Regions from separate parts of the Homo sapiens genome. Here region 1 is linked to region 2. Evidence: chromatin loops called from intact Hi-C (ENCODE). Cell type or tissue: breast epithelium. All regions are shown on one strand. Each heading gives the region's core, and the rest is flanking DNA. Links, peaks and the distances in the headings are about the cores only. Region 1 overlaps C4orf51 (chromosome 4 open reading frame 51). Region 2 has its middle 73 kb from the start of ZNF827.

Region 1 (4,397 bases), core at 310-4,309, 300 kb after region 2:
AGGGAGAAAGAAGTGGAAAACTTATTTAAAGAACAAAAACTCCCCAAACCTGGAGAGAGATACGGACAGCCAGGTACATGAAGATAAAAAATTCCCAAACAGATTCAACCCAAAGGTGACTTTTCCATTGTTAGGCGAGCTGTTAGAGCCCCAGCAATGGAAAGTGGTCAGCTTGCAGGTAGCAGGGTAGTAAGAATAATTTACCAACAACAGTATAGGTTTGAAAAGTAGTTTTATTAGAACACTGGAGAAGAGTGCAGTGGGGCACCTCAACAAAAGAGGACTGAGTGCATTGTGGTGAATTTTTCCTTAGGGGTATTTATGGACCTTAAAGCAGAAGCTTTAAGGGCAATTTGGACCATATTAGCCATGTAGGTTATAATAAATGATTACATTTGTAGACATTTTGGTGCCTTGATGTCAGCAAGGGTTGCACAATGAGTTTTGATATGCATGCATTCTGGAGATGTATAAAAATTCTAGTTACTTATAAATTCGGGGGAAAGAAGACTGGTACCAGATGCCAGCTTTAGATAATAGGAAAATCTAATTACTTCTAAATTCCTCAGATAAGTTTTGCCTCTGGATGGTCACCAAGTGATCTTTGCTTTCTTCAACCATGACACATTAAATCAAACTGTCACAGTAGGTAGCTAGTCAGACATGAGCAGAACAGGAGAGGGCTCCCTACCCCCACCCCACACCCCCCACCACACATACACACCAGGAATGTCAGGCAACCATCAGAGAGACAGGCTTAACTGTCTCTCTAAAATAATAATTGGCTGCAACCAATGCCGGGGAAAGACAGTCTCTCAATAAACCAAAACACCTGAAACTGGTAATCAGCAGCTTCCTGATAAGATTTCAGGAGATGGGTAAGTGGGCTCAAGTGTGCACATTAAGAGGCAAAATGGCAGAGTTTAACTGGTATATGACCTTCTAGGGACATTTGACTGGTAAGGGAAGGATGCCTCAAGTGAGCATGTGTACAATCCAGTACACACACTGTGCATGCTCCCCTCCCAAGCATTAGCAGGCCACTGCACATGCAGACAGCCCACCCTAAGGGAAGAATCAGGAGAGAAGGAACACAATACCCCAGAAGCAGGCCAACATATAAAACCCCAAGTCAAAATGTCAAGCTGCACATCAGATCTTTCAAGTCACCTGTTGGCCCTCTTCCAAGTGTACTTTACCTCTTTTCATTCCTGCTCTAAAGCTTTTTAACAAACTTTCACTACTCCTCTAAAACTTGCCTCTGTTTCTCCTTCTGCCTTAAACCCCTGAGTTGAATTCTTTCTTTTGAGAAGGCAAGAGTTGAGACTGCTGCAGATCTGTATGGATTCGCTGCTGGTAACATACTTTGGTGCCATGACTCAAATACATTCTGCTGTTAACATACTTTGGTGCTGTGACTCAGGTACGTTCCACTGCTAACATATTTTGGTGTTGCATGACTCAGATATGATCCCTTGTGGTAAGAGACTTCTACATCTTGCCTTCTTCAGCTGGAGACATTCAACCTCTGTGCATGGTTTATTCGCCCCTTTTACTCTCCTGCTTACTAACCAACCCCCAGAATGATTCCTCTCAGCTGCAAGTGGCTCTGCTCCTCTTGGCTGATCTCTCAGCTCACCCTGGCAGGTAGCTTGTAGGGGTGGGAAAGACCTTCGGGCCCACATCAAGTAGAACTGAGACACTAATGGCCCTCCTAAATAGGGAGCTCATGAGAATGGTGGGACTAAAGCCTAAACCCATGCAATGCTTGGGGTTTCTTCTGCTTTTTCAACTAAAATTACCTGTTTCCCCAAAAAACTGATGCTGCCTATTCTCCTGTTTTCTCTGTGTGTTTTCTGAAATGGCCTTGCACACCTGCCAGACTGTCTGCCTCAGGGGCAAGTCCACCTCTTTGTTTTCACTTTTGCATGCCACGTGACTTCTTAAACACATACTCCCTGTAATTCATGTTCCTGCAGCTCTTGCTGCATTGGCATGGCAACAAAGACATGGGCTTCCTTGCAGGTATCCCCTGAGATTTATACTTGTTTTTACCCTACCAACTTGGATGACTTCCAACCCTTTCCCTGTCTCTTGGCACATTGTGGGGACAGACATTAATTGGAACCCTGGCTCTGCCAGCAACTTATGACTTGTCATATGCTTTTTGTTCCTGTTATGCTCTAGGGGTAAGTTTTTCAGTGGCTTTGGAAGCAGGTTTTTCACCTGCATAGGGCCTCACTCTGTGGCCCTTTAAAAGCCTCACATACTTGCTTTTTTTTGAGTTAGAACCCCTCGGGAAGGAGGCAAAGTTCTTCCTTTGCCATTTGTGAGTTCTTACTCCAAGCCCCAAGTTCTCTGGAGGTTACTACTTTATGTCAAGAGGGCAAATAAACCTTTCCCTCTAGAATCCAAGGGTTGCTGTTTTTGTGAGCATATGAAGGCTTCCCATGAGTATTCTTCTCACATCCTCCCACTTCTTCCTGTAGCCTCCATTACTCTAATCACTTCCATGCCCTTCTCAACATGCATCAAGAACTTCAAGGTCATATTCAAAGGAAGGGAAGTCCAGCCCCCTTGAGGCAGTTAGCTGACAAGCAGGCCTCTTTTTACTTAAAAAACATGGAAAATGGGAATCTGAGAAAAGATAATGATTTTGTTGCTAAAATGCTCCAAGTGAGAGTCACTATGAGTTCATGGAGACAAGGATATATACAGGCCAGCCCAAGGCCGTAGGCACAATAGACCCATAGCACAGAGACAAAGCTTGGTCCCAGACTAACAGATTACCATTAGAAAAGTGATGAAGGCAAGGTTAGGGGTATATGGTAAGACTGGTTCATTCTGGAACCCCAAGGATAAACAAGGAGCCCACTGTTCACTCCAGTATCTCCTCTGTTCCCAAGTGCATAATTGTGATGAGATGGGACCAAGGTGAAGGGTACATGGGAAGACCAGTTCATTCTGGAACCCTAAGGATGAATAGGGGATGCCCCATATAGGATAACAGGAAAGTAAGAGGGGACACCTCGTTTTTACTTTTTTCTCCTCTGTCCTCTCTTCACAGACAGGTAATCTTGTCTCGATACCACAGGACATGCCCCTTGGATGTATCTCCCCAAACGGAAAGATCTCCCCAAACCTTAAAACAAGAAACTACTTTTCCTTTGTAATACTATTTGGCTTAAAAATGAAAGGGGAGGAAATTACAAAAGTCAGCCTTGGAACCTAGTGCCACTGTGCAGGAGGTCCTCAGATTAACCTCTTCAGTCTTTCATAACTAAGAGCAGAATAAGGAGGACAGGGCTAAGGAAAAGGAGAAACAAAGGGAAAGGAGGTGAGCTCAACTATTGGCTGCTCTGCGAGCCCACTAGCCCCCTCCAGGTTGCCCTAAGGACACTTCTCCAGGTAACTACCATTGGTGCAGGAAGCCAGGGCACTGGAAGGCACTGCCCCAATGGGATAAAAGCTATGTCCATGGCTTGCCCCTTCTGCCAGAAAGTCGGCCACTGGAAATGAGACTGCTTCAAGGGCCAAACCACCCCTGGGACAGAATCCCAACTCCTGATGGCCTTGAGCTGAAGGGGCTGTCTGCTCTGACTGGCTTCCAAATCAGACACTGTCATCAACAGGACAAACTTGAGGGCAACTCTGGAGGTGGCAAGTAAACTTATAAATTTCCCTTTTGGGTTCAGGAGCTGCCTACTCTGTGCTAATCTCCTTCTCTGAGCAACCTTCCTCCAAATCCTGTCAGGTAATGGGGGAAATGGCACCCCCTCCCTCCAAAAGAAAAAATTCACATCCCTTTATATTACTTAAGGGACCAGTCCCTGGTGATGTCTAAATACCCAACACCTCTTTAGGGCAAAAATATATTTTCCATGATGGGTGTGTGCTTAATATTTACCTGACCTCTGAATTCATCTTTCTAATAGCTCTATTTCTCCTAGGAAAGCTACCTAAATCTTTAACCAATAACTTCATCTTGGACCGTCCTACCCAGTGGTATAGAAATAGCCCACACTTATTTGGACAAGCACTAGCAAAAATCTAACTGAGCAATCTCTTGGGGTGGGATAACTTCTCCAGTACAGTATGTAAATAACCTTCTCATTTGTTCACCCTTTACAGAACTTGCAAAGCAACATGCAGTACAAATCTTAACTTTCTAATGGAAGGAAAATGATTTTTGTTGAATTCAAAGGTTCTAAAGGCACGGAAGGTTATAAAGAAGAGATTTTATATAAAAAAGTATCTTATATGGGCCTGGCGCGGTGGCTCACGCCTGTAATCCCAACACTTTGGGAGGCCGAGGCGGGTGGATCACGAGGTCAGGGGATCGAGACCATCCTGGCTAACACAGTGAAACTCCGTCTCTACTAAAAAATAAAAAAAAT
Region 2 (4,397 bases), core at 138-4,137:
CTATAGAGACAGGAAGTCTATTCATGGTTGCCCAGGATGCCAGTGTGGGGGTAATAATATAGGTTAAACAGGTATGTAAATGGGTATGAGAGATCTTCCCTGGGGTGATGGAAATGTTCTAAAGCAGGATTATGCTGAGGGCTGTAAAACTCAGTAAATTTACTAAACGTCTTTGAATGGTATACTTCAAATAGAAGAACTTTGCAATATGAAAATTATACTTAAAGTTTTAAAAACAGAAGTTAGTGGTTTTGGGGATCCTGTATATTTACCAAAACCACAGAGGCAACATATGCTTAATAGTTGGGAGATTCTGATCCCTCCCAATCAAATATTTATTAGGGGCTTATATTTGTTAGTAAACACATATTTTTCCAGATGTGATATAAATTAAAGTGAAATAAAAAACTTTGGCTGGGCGCAGTAGCTCATGCCTGTAATTCCAACACTTTGGTAGGCTGGCATGGGAGGATCACTTGAGCCCAGAATCTGAGACCACCCTAGGCAACATACTGGGACCCCACCCCTACAAAAATGTTTTTAAAAATTAGCAGGGTGTGGTGGTGCGTGCTTGTACTCCCAGCTACCAGGAGGCTGAGGCAGGAGGATTTCTTGAGCCTGGGAGGTAGAAGCTGCAGTGAGCTATGATCATGCCACTGCACTCCAGTCTAGGCAACAAAGTGAGACCCGGTCTCAAAAATAACAACAAACTTTGTCTCCTCTTACTGACACTAGCCCCATTCAGATGGCCCTACCCATAACATTGTGTTTGTGTATGTGCATGTGTGGGCATACAACCGTCTGTGTGGGCTCGCTTGAGGGTAATTATTTTCTCTTCATCATCATGTGTTTACACAAAGATGTGAGCTGCAGCAAAAGCAGCATAGAACAGGTTGAGTTTAGTAAGAGCACTTTAATGGTAATCTTAAATTATTGAGTTGAAATTTAGCAACGTGGATACAGAAGTAAAAAGAGTGTTGACCGACATCAGTTTTTTAGTTTGGGGCTGTTTCCAGAAAGCTTTTCTGGGGCATTCCTCCTGAAAAGTCCTCTTTAAAAGATAGTTTCCTTATCAAATAAGCTCGGGAAACCCTTCTAGAGATTCAAAAAAACATTACCCATTGCAGGTTCTGAGAAGTCTTGCAGTGTACAAACAAGCAAGCAGGCTTCAACCCAGAATTTCCCAAACTAATTTACAATAGTATTATTATGTTATAATAATAGATAATACTTACTTGGCACATACAACATGCCAGTCATTGTGTTAAGCACTGTTCATATGTTTACTACCTTCTTTAGTCCTCATAGCAATGCTATAAGGTAAGTACACTTATCGCCACTTTAAAGATGTGGACATAGAAGCTGTGAGAGGTAAAGCCTCTGTGCAGGCCAGGGAAGGCTGGCTGCAGTGCCCATGCATGAGCTTACCACTACACCACCACCAGTTCTTTGGAACTTCATTTAAAAAAAAGTTATCCTGGCGAGGAGCGGTGGCTCACACACTTTCTGAGGTCAAGGTGGGTGGATCACTTGAGGTCTCAAAAAAAAAAATTATCCCATGAGTATGCTTTAGGAAATATTGGTTTAAGAAACTTGGATTGCAAATGTATCAGTAAAAAGAAACAGTGTATGAAAATGGAGAGGACTGTTCTCCATGTTCCTTTGTAGAAAACTGCTATGAGGGAAGAAGATAATTTCTGACCCAGTATCAGTGAACTGGGCTGCAGTGAATGTTCTGATCAACTGTGAACCACATAGAGTAGGATATGATGATTAGCTGGAAATTTATACAGTTTTTAATCACAAAAAAAAGGTTTTGGTTAATTTGTTCAGCAGCAATTGAAAAAAAAAATTGGGGGCCTTTGAGTTCTTAAGACTGGAAAATAATAATAATGACTTCTTAAAAACTCTCTGACACATTTCTTGGAAACTTCAAATGATTGATCACAAATTATTCCAAAATACAATTTAAACTTGATGTATTCCTTTGAATTCACATATGATCTGCTTGGCCCCTGGACCCGGCTTTAACCTAGCGAATTCTGTTGAAGAAGGGTAATAATAAAAATGTATCAGAGACCACGTCTAGGGTTTAAGTGTGAACATCTATTTGATCTGTCTTTCAATTCATTTTCTCATGACTTCTAATTGCATCTGAGAGTGAGGGGAATGGGCCTGACAGAGTATGCCTACCCAACTGCAGAGTTTGGCATCAACATTACATGAACTGGCATGATTGCAAAGTACTCAGGATTTTCTTAGAGTTGATAAAAGTCCCAGAAAATCAGGATTGAAACCACGAGACTATTCATCACAGTAATAGCCATTTCTGCAAAAAATCCATATTGACCTAAATGCCAACAAAAGGAAAGTAATTAACTAAATGATAGTACATTCAAGTTCATGGGATATTATGTAACCATTAAAAATCAAGATTGGAATATTATTTAACAATGTGTAAAATGTTCATAATAAGATTTTACATAATAAACCTGAGATATAAAACTATATGTACAGGGCCATGCACAGTGGTTCATGCCTGCAATTCCAGCATTTTGGGAGGCCAAGGTGGAAGAATCATTTGAGGTCAGGAGTCCAAGACCAGCCTGGGTAACATAAAAAGACCCCATCTCTTAAAAAAAACAAAAAACAAAAAACTTAGCCAGGCATGATGGCTTACACCTATAGTCCCAGCTATTTGGGAGGCTGAGAGGCAGAAGGATCTCTTGTGCCCAGGAAGCTTGGGGTTACAGCGAGCCATGATCAATCTGCACTCTACTCTGGGCAAAAGAGCAAGTCCCTGTCTCTAAAACAAACAAACAAAACCTATTAGTATAGTATGTCTTCACTCTATAAAACAAATCTTAACATGTCTAATATACATACAAAAGAGAATTTCATCAAAATATTAAGGGTGGTTTGGAACACTGGGAAACAATGGAATTACTACGACATATTTCTTTTCCTGTTAATCGTTGCCTTTGGTCGTCCTCAATTTTTAAAATAGTAAAATTGTTCTATTTTTATGACAACCATTACATTTTATTTTTTAAAAAATCAAAACAAACAGATATCAATCTGGATGTCTGAGAGATATAAAGTTAGTATATTTTCTAAAATGCTAAAGTAAAGGTATCTGGTTTAATATACTTTTTCCTGAGGCCTGTGGAACAATATGGTTCTGGATTTAATTTCTAACTCCACTGCTTACTATCCAAGTAACATTGAGAAAGGTTTATTTTCTCTTGTCTCAGTTTATTGATCTGTCAATTGCGACTGATAATAGGATCTTCCTTATAGGGCGGATGTGAGGATCAAATGAATCTTTACAGGTGCAGCACCTACAATTGTGTCACACATAGTAAGTCCTTGAAACACGATGGTTGCTGCATTACTTCTCTGTTATAGTTCTATAAAGTCTTCACAACTGTGACAGGACATAGCAGTCTGTCACGATCTGAAAGATATATACAACTTGTAGATAAAATGCAGAATTTTTGTTTTTAACCCAAAAGCAGCCTTGCAACTTGAGTCTTCTGTGTGATGAAGTCTACCCCGTTCCACAGAGGAGAACAAAGCAAGTGGCATCATTCAGTAGGGTATCTAAGGAGGTCTTTTGCCTAGAGCTAGTAGAAATATTCTTTGTAAGACAGAGGGAAAGTATAGACACCATTATGATTTATAATAAATGCTTTCTAAAAATTTACTGTGGACCAAATTTTGGAGAAATTTTGAATTCAATAAGTTAATTTAGGATGAAAAGAAACATTGCAGGATACCTATTATAGCATAGTTTCTTATAGTGCAAAATTGGAAACAATCTAAATGTACATCAATAGCTTTATAAATGAGGGCAGAGCTTCCACCTGATGTGCTTTGTCCATTGGTGGGCTGAGACTGGGGTGCAGGTGTGCTGAGACTGGTCATTTCTCTTCTCAGAACAACTACCAGAGGTCTTATTCAGTAAGAATTTGTCCTTGGTTTATCCCACTGTGCTATAAATACACAATTTTCATACAAATTTGTGTGTGTGGCATGACCTGAAAGGGTGGGAGCACAAGTTAGGGTTCCTGGGTAGAAACAACAAAAATCAAATCTGAACAACTTATTAGAGGTTCTGAAAGACTTACAGATCAACAGGTAAGATCAACAGAGATCTGAAGCACCAGTTTGAAAATTGAGCTAGTTCTGAGAGCCAGGGAAGCAGAAACCATAGCCAATAACCGGTAGTAAGACTGGTTTAATCAGGACATGCCTGCCTGGGATGAGAGACTTTCTGATACTTTCCAGTGTTTTTCTTTGGGTCACTCATTTAATTTCAAAATTCCAGCCAAGAACATCTGATTGAACTCTCTGACAGTGTCTAGGGCAGGGAGAAGAAGGATTGTCCCCTTTGA

The links. A loop is a pair of places that touch in the nucleus more often than their neighbours do. Peaks named below come from ENCODE experiments on the same cell type or tissue, not always from the same donor. Only the 100,000 strongest peaks of a DNase experiment are listed, where the experiment ranks them.
Region 1: it touches region 2 in a loop (12-fold over the local background); 1 of 110 quality-filtered maps calls a loop at or near these places.

The regions. Positions count from the first base shown.
Region 1 is chr4:145,707,105-145,711,501 of GRCh38, reverse strand. All of the region lies in intron 2 of C4orf51 (chromosome 4 open reading frame 51), which reads right to left. Among named protein-coding and RNA genes, the nearest start is that of C4orf51, 29 kb to the right of the region's middle. In breast epithelium, for the core only: no CTCF peak of the experiment used is centred there; a DNase peak (open chromatin) is centred at 1,991; H3K27ac peaks cover 2,632 bases.
Region 2 is chr4:146,009,931-146,014,327 of GRCh38, reverse strand. No RefSeq gene overlaps it. Among named protein-coding and RNA genes, the nearest start is that of ZNF827, 73 kb to the right of the region's middle. In breast epithelium, for the core only: no CTCF peak of the experiment used is centred there; no DNase peak of the experiment used is centred there.